2 separate regions of the Homo sapiens genome follow, and region 2 is linked to region 1. A link is a contact called in ENCODE Hi-C data. All regions are on one chromosome and are shown on one strand. The core of a region is the stretch at or near the end of the contact, and the rest is flanking DNA. Distances in the headings are between cores, read along the strand shown. Region 1 holds the start of DEPP1 (DEPP autophagy regulator 1). Region 2 overlaps ALOX5 (arachidonate 5-lipoxygenase).

Evidence for each region. Hi-C counts contacts between places; a loop is a spot of excess contacts on that map. Pooled maps may share reads with other maps.
Region 2: a loop to region 1 is called in a pooled map, with 2.2 times the contacts of the local background. The contact joins the enhancer-like site here to the promoter of DEPP1 in region 1. A Hi-C loop is called at or near these places in 2 of 37 single-sample maps with no recorded cell type and 2 of 50 pooled maps.

Annotation. Positions count from the first base shown.
Region 1 is chr10:44,973,072-44,980,121 of GRCh38, reverse strand. DEPP1 (DEPP autophagy regulator 1) reads left to right here and starts at 1,313. Exons shown (of 2, transcript NM_007021.4): 1 at 1,313-1,504; 2 at 2,067-3,994. The coding sequence starts at 2,092. The coding sequence ends at 2,730. All of the region lies in intron 3 of RASSF4 (Ras association domain family member 4), which reads right to left. RefSeq lists enhancers at 1-417, 1,047-1,341, 3,933-4,636, 5,174-5,323, 6,273-6,934 and 1 more and a silencer at 4,894-5,113.
Region 2 is chr10:45,418,358-45,425,258 of GRCh38, reverse strand. ALOX5 (arachidonate 5-lipoxygenase) reads right to left here. Exons shown (of 14, transcript NM_000698.5): 5 at 1,112-1,218; 6 at 127-299. Among named protein-coding and RNA genes, the nearest start is that of ALOX5, 48 kb to the right of the region's middle. RefSeq lists enhancers at 4,405-4,906, 4,935-5,626, 5,627-6,320. Within about 2 kb of position 4,623, at least 33 of the 41 ENCODE cell types and tissues checked have a DNase peak (open chromatin) inside an H3K27ac peak, as active enhancers do.

The DNA.
Region 1 (7,050 bases), core at 64-2,563:
ACTCAGAGCTCAGGCTTGGGCTAACTCTCAAGACTCCTCTTTCTCCCCCACCTGCAGCACAGGCAGGCGTGTTCCAGGTGGGGCTGTGGCTGGGGCAGAGGATCTGTGGCCTGTCTGGGGAGTGCAGGAGCTTCCCAGGGGCTGCCTCTCTCATCCTTGGCAGCCTCCTTTGCTGGCATGGTCACTCCTGGACAGATGCAGTGGCTTTCTAATGTTGCCCAGGTGCTCCTTGGCAGCCCCCCAGCCCCAGCCCCAGCCCAGTCCCAGCAGCTGCAGCGATCCTTTGAAGCAGAAGCCAGACTGCAGTGCCCTTGTTCAAACCCTGCAGTCTTTCCCTCCCTCCTAGAGGGAAACACAGCATCCACCCCAAGGTCCACTGACCCCCTCCTACATGGGCCAGTCTGCAGGCCCCTTGCTGTGCCCTGAGCATGTCTGTCCGGCGCGCCCTCACCACAGGGGCTTTGCACGTGCTGCCCCTGCCACCTGGAATGTGCATTTTCCCATTTTTTTCAGGTTTCTGCTCCAATATCTGCTCTTAGGGAAGACACCCCTGACCACTGTACCTGTGGCGGCAGCCCACCACAGCATGCCACTGCGCTGCTTTCCTTCAGGCAGTTCTTGCTGTTGCCTGAATCACAGCACCCATTCATCTCTGGCTTGATCTCCTCCCTTACTAGAATATGAGCTCCAGGGGGCCACACCTTTGTCCGCTGCTACGTTTGCTGTGCTTAGTGCATTCACAGCACACACTAGCACCTCATATCTGGTGAACAAGTAAACAAACAAATCCTCCGAAAGCACCCCATCTGGGGTGTAAGAAGACCAGGGTCAGACCCCGCAGACCGCCCTTGGTCCCTTGCGAGCAGGGTGTGTCTCTCCTAGGAGCAGGCCTAGGGACCCAGCCTCAGCTGCCTCCAGACTGGGGTCCTGTGCTGCTGATTTTTCATCAAAGTTGCCAAGGACCTGGCCCAACTTCACAGGAGTCATGATGGGGTGGTGTAACACAGAGTGGGAAACAAGCTTTGGGGCAGGGGTGGCCCTGGGGCTACCTGTGAGGGCCCAGTGGAACCCCTCCCTCTCCCAGTGCCCCTACTTGACCAGCAGTGAACCCACCCCTTTCCTGCCCTGCAGCGTAAACATTCCCCAGCCTCCTACAGGCAGAAAAACACCTCCAAGCTGGCAGCTGGGCCAGGCCCCGCCCACCAAGCTGTTTTCCTAAGACAGCCTTCCGAGCAGGCTATTTTTGGCCCTCGTGACAGTGATTGATAGCTGCTGGGAAGGTATAAAAGCAGCTTGCCTGCGAAGGTTCTTCACACTGCTCAGGGAAGAGCCTGCTACGGTGGACTGTGAGACTCAGTGCACTGTCCTCCTCCCAGCGACCCCACGCTGGACCCCCTGCCGGACCCTCCACCCTTCGGCCCCCAAGCTTCCCAGGGGCTTCCTTTGGACTGGACTGTCCCTGCTCATCCATTCTCCTGCCACCCCCAGACCTCCTCAGCTCCAGGTAAGAGAGAGCAGCTGCCCTTGGGTTTGAGACAAAACACAAGGGCTTTGTTTATTTTTGAGGGCAATTCCCAGCCTGAACTTGCACAGCCTCCCTATGGGTTAGAGACCAGGGCTGTCTGTAGAGGGCTTTGCATTTATAAAGGGATTCAGGGGTTATTTCATGCATTTCCTACAACATCCCGGCCAGGGGTATTTATAACCCTGTTTTATGGATGGGTAAGTGGAGGCCTGGAGAGGTGGCCTTGCCAAAGGTCCCATGGTCAGTGCGTGGCCGATCCTGGTTTTAAACCCAGCCTTCCTCTGACCAGTGTTTGTTAGGTTAGGTTCTCTTATCTGTGCACATTCTGAAACGATAATGATAAAATCTTAAGCCTTTGGGGTTTTTAACCTGAACAGGAAGAAAAGATCCCAGCAGTCGGAGCTCTGGTCTGGGCTCTGTAGACTTCAAATTGCTCTCAGGGCACCGGATTCCTACAGGCAGCCCCAGAGGAGTGTGGTGACGCTGAGGGGCGGTGGGACGCATGGCAGGCCCTCACCACCAGGCTTCTGTTTCCCAACAGGTTGCCACCTCCTCTCGCCAGAGTGATGAGGTCCCGGCTTCTGCTCTCCGTGGCCCATCTGCCCACAATTCGGGAGACCACGGAGGAGATGCTGCTTGGGGGTCCTGGACAGGAGCCCCCACCCTCTCCTAGCCTGGATGACTACGTGAGGTCTATATCTCGACTGGCACAGCCCACCTCTGTGCTGGACAAGGCCACGGCCCAGGGCCAACCCAGGCCACCCCACAGGCCAGCCCAGGCCTGCCGGAAGGGCCGCCCTGCTGTGTCCCTGCGAGACATCACCGCACGTTTCAGTGGCCAGCAGCCCACACTGCCCATGGCTGATACTGTGGACCCCCTGGACTGGCTTTTTGGGGAGTCCCAGGAAAAGCAGCCAAGCCAGAGGGACCTGCCAAGGAGGACTGGCCCCTCTGCTGGCCTCTGGGGTCCACATAGACAGATGGACAGCAGCAAGCCCATGGGGGCCCCCAGAGGGAGGCTCTGTGAAGCCAGGATGCCTGGGCATTCCCTGGCAAGACCACCGCAGGATGGGCAGCAGAGCTCTGACCTAAGAAGCTGGACTTTTGGGCAGTCTGCCCAAGCCATGGCCTCCCGCCACCGCCCCCGCCCCAGCAGTGTCCTCAGAACACTCTACTCGCACCTCCCGGTGATCCATGAACTCTGACCCCTCCCCAGTAAAGGCTTCTGTAGAGAGCATGCTGGGTCTGCATCTCCTCTCGTCTCCTCCATGGTGGTCACTGCCCCTGGCAGGTCTCTGAAAGGGAAATGCTTTTCTGCAGAGGCCCCTGCTTGGGCAGTTCACAGTGAGACCGACCCCCTCTGAATATGATAACAGCCTGTTTCACATGAGGAGATGTTACCAATCCCGTTCGCTCTGACCCTTGCTGGCTGATCACCTTGAGCAACTTACTTAACATCTGTGTTCCTCAGTTTCTCATGGGTAATATAGGGATAATTACTGGCACCTGCCTCCCAGGCCATTCTGACGTGTAACCGCATATAGGAGCCCACTGGCTGAGTAGCTACCATCATCGCTGGTGGGGAAACTGGTGGTAGGGGTGTGAGGGTAGTGGGGGTGTCAGCCCCCCAGGTGTTTCAGAACAAGGCCTCGGGCACTCCCAAGTCTGCCTCTTGGCTCCCACCCTCAAAGCCCATGTTCTGTGAGGCCCAAGAGAACACATGGAGTCTTAGCAAATGCACTAATGTATTCCGGGGGACTGTCACCTGGCACCACTGGGGCACTCTGCTGGCTACAACTCATACGTCCTGTGGTGGCATTGGGAGAGTTCCCCCATGATGAGGGCCAAGATAGAATCTGTACCACTCAGTGCTACCATCCCCACCCCTACACCACTTCCACACAGGGGCCTCATGGCATGGTCAGGGTCCCAGCTGTGGGTGAGAGCAGGGCACTGTCCAGCTGTCCACTGGGGAAGTCAAGATGTCCTAAGGCCCAGGTCAGGGCATCTGGAGTCTGAAGGACCCTAGTTCCTAGAGGCATCTGGCAGCAAGAAGGTGAGGCATCAGGGAACGGGAATCAGGCTGGGACTGATCAGAGGTGAAGGGACAGAGAGAGGAGAGGAGGAAGATTGAGCTGGGGGCAACAGCCAAGCTCACCTGGGCAGGTCTCTGCCACCTCCTTGCTCTGTGAGCTGTCAGTCTAGGTTATTCTCTTTTTTTGTGGCTATTTTTAATTGCTTTGGATTTGTTAAATGTTTTCTGTCTTCTGTTAAGTGTGTTTTCTCTGGAGATAGAATGTAAACCATATTAAAAGGAAAAAGTTTCAGACAAGCAATTACCCAGTTTCCTTATCTATAAAATGGGGACATCAGCAATGTTCTTCACACCCTGCAAGGGCTGGGAATCTGCGCATGTGAACTTGGAGCTGCATTTATGAGCACTGTAGACAAATGTTTGTATCTGTCACAGCCCACTGTGTCTCTGTGGTGGTCTCAAACCTGCAGGTCCCTGACTTTGGGCAAACGTGTGGGGCAGCCTTTAGCCGGGGCAGCCTTTAGCCAATCATCATCCTCGGGAGAGATCCAGAGGGCCCACCCACCAAGGCAGAGGGGTTGAGGTCCGGGCTTGCTGGGCCCAGCCTCACTACAGCCCCTTCTGCAAAGCATCATGAAACGGGGTCAGAGGGAGAGTCCGGCAACTAGGATGAGGTCAGCAGACTCCCCTATGCTCAGAAGCCACCTCGCTGCATCTGGGGAGGTCTGGCAGTTTGAGGAGACCATCCCCGGGCTTCCTCACTAATACCCAGCTGTGTGAAAGAGGTCAATGGCACCTTTGGAAGGCGCTCCCTCCCAGTAGAATACAGGTTTGTGGTTGGGGCTTCTGGCAGTGTCCCAAGCTCCTGCAGAGAGGCCCAGGGGAATTCCTTTCCCTTCAAGCTAAGCCTCCTGGTGGGGCCCTTGTAGAGCAGTTACATTCTCCTTCCTTCTTGCCACTGGGGTGGGGGTGGGGAGAGTGGAAAGGGAGGTAGAGAGGGGAGTGGAGGTGGGGGTGGGAATGGAGAGGGGAGTGGGGCTGGGGGTGGAGAGGGGACTGGAGAAGGGAATGGAGAGGGAAGTGGGGGTGGGGGTGGGAGGTGGAGAGGGGAGTGGGGGTGGGGGTGGAAGGTGGGGATGGGAGGCGAAGAAGGGAGTGAGTGGGACACAAGGCACTGCCCAGAGCGGGCAGGCTGGGAAGCGCTTTGCGGCTCCCAGAAAACAGATGTTCGTGGGGCTGGCCAGTCACTCCAGGGGCCAGTGGTCTGCCAGGCCTTCGGAGAGGGGACGGGGCAACTCTCTCAAGGCGGGATGCTGGTTTTCCGCACCCCTGGGAGAGACGGAGCCCCCGGACCAGGGGAAGCCCCTTCCGTTTCTCTCATTGCTGAGGGGTCCCTGGGCCGAGGAGCGGGACTGGATGTGGAGCGCGCCCGCGGTCACCAGGGGGCGCCCCGGAGCCTCGGCGCCGCGCCCCAGGCGGGCGGGGCCGGCACACAGTCCCCAGAAAAGGTCCTGCCGCCTGGGGCTCACTTGCTTGTCCAGAGCCATGGGTTTACACAAGGACATTTCCGGGCGGTCCTTTTTTCTTTTGAGATACCAGCCAGCCTGGCTAAAGCCCTTTGCCATCTTCAAAAGGCACAGATTGTTCCCCGTTGCTCAGGCTTTTTGTTGTAATACAAGCAAAATTATCCCAAAGGCGAGGTTCATGATACAGGAAGTCGGCGCCTCAGCCTCCAGAGATGGCGTCCCTCCTCTAGCCCCTCGGAAGCGGGGAGAAGGCTCACAAGGAGCCGCTGGTCCCAGGGCGTGACGCTGGCCCCAGAGCGTGGCCCTGCCCACCTTCGGAGAAGTGGGATGAGACAGTGGAGGAGAAGGCACCCCAAACCGTACTGCTAAGGCTGCCGGTGCTGCGGGTGAGGGGCAGTGACAACACGGGGGGGTCTCTTTCAGGCGGCTCTGGGAGCGCGCCCCGGGTGGTGAGCCCTTCGCCAGCCTGAGAGCCCCTTAGCTTGGGGCTCAAGGGCAACAAACAGCACCCTGTGTCCCTGAGACCTGTTCACTGATACTGGGTGGAGACCTCCAAAGCCTAATGGAAACGGTATTGCTGTTTTGTAAGTGGCTGTGAGCTTGGGGCCATGGCCAGCACCTTTCATTTACTGCAATGTGACCTTGGACTAGAGACTTAAACTCTGGGAGCCTCCATCTCTTTGCCTGGAAAATAATCATTCCTATATCACCTTATATTAAACAAAGGAGAGGCAAAGTGCCTGGTGCATTGGAGGTTCTCTGGGGAAGTGTCTGTTCCTCTTGTCTGCCCAGCCCTTGGGGCCTGTGGTGCCTGAGGAGAGACTGGCCTGGGATGGCCCTGCCCCTGCAGCAAGTGCCCAGTGGCCCAGGAGGTCGTGGTGGGTGCATCACAGGGTGGCAGTGAGACCTGGAGGGGCTTGGTGCCCCAGGGACCAGTTGTGCCTATCAGTGTCACAGCCTAAAGCCTCGTCTTATGTGGTAATTGCGACCCAGCAAAAACACACACTTCTTCAGGCCGGTACCGGTACCCTGGGCTGTTAAGGCTACAGAATTTTCCTGAAAGGTACTTTCTGACTCCATGGAGACCGGGTCAAACCCTTACACTTTCTTCAGCGTTAGGGACAGGAAAATCCCCCTAGTGGGTTAACTTTCTATCATTAAGGGCTGTCAAGAACACCTCTTCCCAGCCCGAGAGTCCCCTACTTCTCTATGTGGGCTGTCCCGCAGCATACACCAACACACACAAACCACAAACGCAGGGTGGAGGCTCTTGGGGCTTCCCGCTCCCGCGCCCCTGCCCCCGACAACTGTTCCTACAGAGGGGATTATCTTGGGGAATCCCGAGTGCCAAAACTAAGCTCTTACTAGTGGTTTTCAAACTTGACCTTCCACCAGAATGCCCTGGAGGGCTCCTTAAAACTTGGACGGGAAGACTAAGTGTTTTCGGTTCAGCAGGCTGGGAGAGGGGCGTGGTAGGAATTTGCATATCTAACCAGTTCCCAGGGCAGCTGGTGCTTGGACCACCTGTGGAAAGCCACCTGGGATTTAGATCAATCCCTGAACAGCCAGAGCTGAAGAACAGCAGTGACCACACCCCAGGCCTCCACCAGAAGATATGAAGTGGCGTGTGTTAACAGCACAGGTGGAAATCCCTGTGGTGCCATCACCCTCTCCCCAATGCCTCCCTCTACCCAGCACACTGGAGCTCAGGACCGAGGACTCACCCCAACTCTCTCCAGGCCTACACCTGCTGCTTAAGTCACCCACCAACTCTGCACAGGGACCCACAGGGTGCCCGGCCTGGGGAGTGCAGGATGGGGGCAGGCAGGGTGAGACAGGTGTCACAGAAGTGAGCATGAGGAGGTGGGATGGCAGGAGAGGGAGGGGAGCAAGCTGTGGGGCCTCGCAGCCTGGGCAGGTCAAGGAGGCAGAGTGTGAGGTTTGTACCATGCCTGGTGGTCACA
Region 2 (6,901 bases), core at 3,374-5,873, 440 kb before region 1:
CGGCTGCTGTAGGCCAGATGGGCCTGCAGTTAGCGTCTTGGTGGCCTATGAGCACTGGCCAGGAGGAACTGGCTTCCACCTGACAGACTGTGACCTTGGCCACTTCCCCAGCCCATCAACCCCTACCTGGACCTCCTGCTCCAAGCTGAGCTGCCGCTCCAGGCTGCACTCTACCATCTCCGTGGTCACCGGGAGCTTCTCGGGCAGCTCTGTGCAGCGCCGGATCAACACAGGGTTGCAGCCATTCAGGAACTGGTAGCCAAACATCAGGTCTTCCTGCCAGTGATTCATGACCCGCTCTACCAGGAGAAAAGCGAGGCCCACCCTGAGCTCTGAGTAGAGGGCAGCCAGGGCCATGGCCCTCCTGACCTCACCTAAGAGCAGAGTCCCTGCTTGGTCTCCTCTCCCGAGTGCTCCCTGGATGGGCACAGCTCCAACTGCTGCCCCCTGCCCATCACTGGGTCAGGCTGTGGCACCAACTCATCATACCTGAGCTGGCCCTTCGTGGCTCAGAAGCCTCCTGGAGCACTCAGGTCCTTCAGCCCAGCATGGAGTGTCCAGGATGGAAGAAGGAGGGCGTGGAGGAGAGTCCCTGGGGGCAGTTTGCCAAGTTTGGTTCCCCATGTCCTGATTTCAGCACCTCTTCTTGTCCAGCCATTCCTGCCTTCCTAACGTCCTTCCCATGCCATGACTGGCCACTATGAAGCTAGTGCTCTCATCAAACACATCCTAGTCCAAAGGAACCCAAAGTTGCTTTTGTGTAAATACCTAAAACACAAGCCAAGTTCTGCCTTTGCTCTGTTCAGAAGCACAAATGATTGATTTGTGCCAAGAAAAAGTTCTGATACTTTTGAGACTTTTGATAGTGAAATGAGGTTGAGGGTGCTCGAGCTTGAATATCTGAGGAGGAGAAACCTCTGGGCACAAGGGTGACCACAGTGATGGTAAAAGGTGTGGAGTGTAGGGGGTGCTGTCCAGGGTGGCATGGTGGCAGCGAGGCCCCCATGCTGCAGCAGGCAGGAAGGCCCTTGTCAATTTCCCGGCAAGTATCAGACAGGAGAGCAGCATCCCCTGTCCCCAGCACCACTTGGGCCCCCAGAGGCACACTCACCAGAAATAGTGTTGCTGATCTTGACAAAGATTTTCTCAAAGTCGGCGAAGTCATTCCAAGAAGACTGGAACATGTGCATGAAGCGGTTGATGAACAGGTTCTCCATCCTGCAGACCAGGAGAGAGGTCACCTTGCGCACACTAGCCATGCCTCCCTCTGCAGAGCCCCTTCACACCAAGCTCTCAGGGGTCCTCACAACCCCCGCCCCCTCCAGGCAGCTCTGCAGAGGTAGGTGACTGGCTTTTCAGAACCAGGTCAGAAACTGGCATCTATACGGGATGCTGTTCTACTGCACCTCACCTGTCGAAGAGACAGGCCAGTACCCTCCAGAATAGCCTGCAGTGCCTTGAATTCCATTCACACATGTGTTCATTCATTCACTCATCGGGCACTTGCAGTCCCCCACTCGGTGGGCCAGTCCCTGAGAAAGCTTCTACGAACAGAGATCCAGCTGCTCTACCGTGTTGCCTGGCTTTTGGGGCGATGAACAGTTCAATTGACTTGAAAACTCATGTATTTTCTGCTAAATGGCTCCGTGTTTGGTGCTGAGGAGAAGTTTCCAAATGCTCACTGCACAGGACAAGAAAATAGAAACCCAAGGCCAGAGCTTGCTAAATTCAGAATGCAGGCTGCAGGTACTAAGGAGTGAGATGTGAGTGTATGAGCAATCCCCAGGGCTTCCTGGAGGAGGCAGGGTGTGGGATGGGTCCAGGAAAGGTGGAAAAGAGGGGAGAGACTTCCCAGGCTTCCTCCATAACCCTGCAGAGTGCAGGACAGGAGCGTGGGAGTGCTGCCCAGTGTTCACCATGACACACTGTGCCTCAGTTTCTCTCTCTGGCACACAAAAGACTGAGATTAACAAGATAGCCTGTTGCCTCTCCACCGTCAGTGCTCAATCACTGCCCACTCTTCAGCCTTGACTCTGGTTGCCCCTCAGAGCTCAGGCCTTTGCCTTGGGCCTTTGCACATCTGTTTCCTTCAGGCTGGAATGCTCTGTGCCCCTTTCTTTTCTGCTGTGGACTAAATTGTGCTCCCCAAATTCATGTGTTGAAGCCCTGACCCCCAGTGTGATGGCATTAGGAGATGGGGCCTTTGGGAGGTGATTAGGGTTAGACGAGGTCACGAGGGTGGGGTACCCGTGATGGGATTAGCATCCTCGTAAGAAGAGGAAGGCACCGAGGGCTTATTCATGCCCTGTCCCCCTCTCTCTGCCACGTGACCATGCTGTGGGAACACAGAGACATCTGCAAGCTGGGAAGAGGGCCCTCACCAGCAAGTGGATTGGCTGGCACCCTAATCTTGGACTTCTAGCCTCCGGACCTGTGAGAGACAAATATCTGCCGTTTAAGCCATCTGGTCTGTGGTATTTTGATGTGGCTGTCCCAATAGACTATGCCATTCTCTTACTGCGCACATGGGGTGTATCTGGAGGGCTCACTGGAGTGATGCTGTCTCTGTTCATTTCCTCTGTAGCTCTTACTGCAGCTTAAGTGCAAACTCACGTGTATGAATCTATGCCTGCTGCCCTATGCATGCTGAGGGCACAGTCATGCCTGCACTTTACTCAGCATTGAGCCCAGGCCTTCTAGTGTCCAGAGGGGCTCATGCAGCATCGCCTCATGGACTAAGAGGTGACCTCACCTGGTGCAGGGGACTGTGCCCGGGGCACTCCTCCAGTGGCTCCCCTTCCTGCCCACCCCTGAGGAGGCAGCCCTAGGTGGCCAGGACCCAGTGCTCTGCCTGGACCCACTTCTCAGGTGGAGCATGGCTGGGTCTGAGCTGTAGACACACACCTTGTCATGGGGAAAGCTGGGGAGTCAGGGACCTCCCCACATCCTCCTGATCCAGCAGAATGAGAGGATGGAGGCTGGGGAGAGCCTGGCTGATGGGACACAGGGCTTGGTGACATCCCAGCTCTGTTGTCTCAGGGGAATCACCCTGTGAACATGCATGAAGGCAGCAAACTGGAGCAACCACAGGGGGGAACTCCTAGGATAAGCAAGAGACACTGGGGGTCTCTCCTGCCTGCCCTGCCAGGTCTAGGGGTGCATCCAGGCAGAACAGCAATCCCCTTCCATCCTTTCTTAGCTTAGCAAATGCTTCTCTCCTTTGTCCTGGCTACCCTGGGTCTCCTAGGAGGCCATGATGCTCAGGAGAGGGTCCTGGGGCCACAAGGCTAGAGGCCTTTGTGAGTACTGTCTTTTTCTCCTCATGTGTCAGGATGAACAAGGAGCCTGCAGGTGACCGAGAGGGTGTACTGCTGGAAGTTGCCATGGCACAGCCTGGGCAGTGTGGCTGGCTTTGTGATGGGCTGCATACAGTAGGTGCTCAGTGCTACAGCACCCTGGAGCTGTCGAATAATACCAGCATCATCTTCCAGTCCTTCTGGTACCTTCTTCACTTGGATCCAGCCCCTTGTGGGGAAGGAGGGGCTTTTACACAGGTGCTTGCTTCCAGGGAGGCTGCTGTGGTCTCACCATGGCTACGACCAGCAGCCAGGCACTGGAATACCCAGAGAAGCTTCTTTCAGCCTTGCTGCCTCCTTCCTCCCCCAGCACCCCTCGTCAGCTGAGTGTTCTGGGCTAGGAATGCTTGTCAAGCTGGAGGGGTAAACCTCACTGTAGCATCTGGTGTCAGTCTGGGTGGGGAAAAGAACTTATTTCTGGGAGATGAGAGGCCTACGCAGGCCCCGAGAGCCCTGTAGGGCCTGAAGATGGCCCAGTGCCAGAGGGTGCCCCAGAAAGAGGTCCTGTGCTGGGGCACCTGAGGTCCCGGGTGGTCCCTTGCCCCTGTTCTTTGGAGGAACCAGGAGTGAGTCACCAATTACCCAGCTGGGTCTGTTTGACCTCAAAACAGGAGGTTTACTCTGAAAACAGGGTGGGTCTGGTAGTTCTCAGAAGAAGCCACAGATGTAGGAAGAAGTGGAGTTAGGAGGAACATATTTACATGTCATCTAGAGGCAAAATATTTCTATATCCTTACAGATAACTGGAATATTCAGGGCTTCGAAGACCCGCTTTTGTAAAAAGAAGGACCCTGCAAGCCAGAGAGGGCACCAGGCTTTTTCAAGGCCACACAGGCAGGTAACAGCCACCTTGATCACCTGGCCTAGGGGCAGTGACCTAGCTTTCTCCTGCATCTTCAGCTTTCTCCTGTGCCAAACTGTGGCCCAGGCTGGGCACCAGCTGTTGGCCATGTGCCCGGTGAGCCCCCCACCCCTCGCCCCTACTTCTCCCAGGACGGGCCGCATTTCTGCACTGTCCCGCCTCACTGGGAAGGAAACTCTCTTTCTCAATTTGCTTTAATGAGGCCATTGAGGTTCACCTAACCTCTGTCTCCCTGCTCTTTCCTTCTGCTACCAGCTTTTCCATTTTTTACGCCACAGTTGTGCTGTGCAGGGCAGGAGCAAAGCCTGCTGAGGAGGGCTGGCCCCCTTCCAGGTACAGCAGGTGGCTAGGAGGAACTGCGTGCCAGAATTACTCAGAAGCAGCGGCGAGGAAACCAAGCTGTCGCCAGCCAGAGGTTTAACGGGGAAGGCCTCCTCGGTGACTTCAGCCAAGTTTCAGTTTCCTGCCAGTGGGCACTGAGTTTAACCCACTCTAGGCGGGGAGTGTAGCCATCCAGATTTTAGCAAGGGCCCCAGGGGATTCTGACGCAAGCTATACTTTGAGAACCACTGCTGAAGAGTTTGCAATGTTTTCCAAATTAATTTGACTACAGAACAAATCATTTTTTTGAGGGAAACATGACTTCATGCTTTGTATTAACTCTTGGTCTTATTTTATGATGCATTTTTAACAACATGATGCTACCTTAGCAAATAAAATTGAAATTTTCTAGCCTCGTCTGATTTTTAGATGGGATACCACCCTACATTTTCCAAACAAATTTATTTTACAATGGGACACATCCCTGATTTCATAACAAAATTTAATGAAAGTCAATATGTTTTATAGGCATCAGTTAATAGAAGGGGATTATTTTTTAAATTTCCAAGGATTTCAGAGGCTTTCGGGTAGCATTTGGGAAGTTAAAAGTGGGAGAATCCTACTTGTGTCACAGGAAAAGTGGTTCCTATGAGTGCTTTGGTGACTTGGGGCCAAATGGTTTCTGAGTTGGGATGACGATAAGAGGGGATGTGGTCTTCTTCCCATATACAAACCCACGCTTTGCTTTCCAGTGCCAGGCCAGCAGGCCCCCTCCTCTTCCGGCCTCTCTTTCCTCCGCCATCACTTCTCCCGATCCCCAGCCTGGGTCCTCACCCTTCCTCCTGCTGCTACGTCCCTCCCTTCCTCCACAGGCACCCTGCCCGTCCACTGAGCTCAGGGCCCTTCTCTCCTGGCCTGGCCCCTCCGCAGCCTTCCTTGCCTGGGGGATATCGCTCCTTCCCTACACCCCTGGTGCCTTTTGAAACAGGGTCTCACTCTGCCGCCCAGGCGGGAGTTCAGTGGCGCAGATCACTGCAGCTTCCACCTCCCCGGCTCAAGCGATCCTCCCGCTCGGGAATCCCCGAACACTGGGATTACAGGCGTGAGCCTCCGCACCCACTCCCTACCGATCATCCCCCTTCAGGACGCTGCCATCCATGTAGCTGGGTCGTCTGGAGCACGGGGCATGTGGCTGGCCTGCGGGGCTGGGGGAGGGCCGGTGGGAGTGGCTGCCCTCAGAGCCCACCCCCTAGGCCTCTGCCTGCCCCCAGGTTCCCTCTCCCCCGTCCCTTGTCGGGAGTCACTCGTCAGCTTCTCTTCTCAGCCCGGCTGCGCAGCGCTCTCAACCCAACCCCTGGACTCATCTTCGCCCCAGCCTCCTTCGTGCCCAGCGTCCCTTGTAAATGACCCCCCCGGCCGGGTGCCCCGCTTTCTCTCTCGGCCTCTTCCGCGTGGTCTGCTCTCCGCCCGCCTGCGCTCGCCCGGCCTCCCTGCCTCTGCGCCTTCACCTGACCGCAAAGGCGGCCAGGGCAGCCTCCGCGCGGCCTGACAGTCACGGCTCCCAGTTTGTCCCTGGACGTGGGAAACTCGGGCTCATAGCGCCTCTACGTACACTGCGGCACAGACTGGCGTTTCCTACGGCGCCTTCACTGGAAAGCGCCCCTGTGGTCCTGGGGAGAGGGCGGCTCCATCCGCCACCCTTCCCGGAGCTGCCCCCGCCCATTCTCATGGGAGGAAATCGCAGGGCGTGTGAGCCCCCGACCCCTCGCCCCCACCTCTTCCAGGACCGGCCGCATTTCTGCACTGTCCCGCCCCACTGGGAAGGAAACTCTCTTTCTCAATTTCCTTTAATGAGGACATTGTCTTTTCAGCCCTGCCACCCCCTGCAATCGTCTTCCAGGCTGCAAACAGCGAGTGGGGAGGTGAACACATCAGCTTTTCCTCCCTCCACACCACCAGGAAATTTCGCAAACCACTTGGCTCTCGGCGGCCTGGCCTCGCCACACCTGTGCCCACAGTCTCTCTCCGCTGCAGCCCCCTGTGCCATTCTCCAGGCCCCACGTACCTCTGCCTGGGCCCAGTAAGACCTGGTCAGATGGCCCCCGGCTGCAAAGCCTTCCTGGGCCCCATCAGAGAGGACGCCCAGGTGAAGCGAGGGTCCCCTGCCCACCCTGCAAGCGCAGGGGCCCTTCCAAGAGTGCAGCCCTAGGCCGGTGTGTGATGGTGGAGACGCGGTCCCAGAGGGCCTGAACCAAGAATGGAGAAGACAAAGGCTGTCTTTAGGGAGAAACTTCCCTGAGGGGCTGATGTGTGCGATCCCATTTTAATCTCACAACCCTGGGGAGGAGCTGGGGCCGGGTCT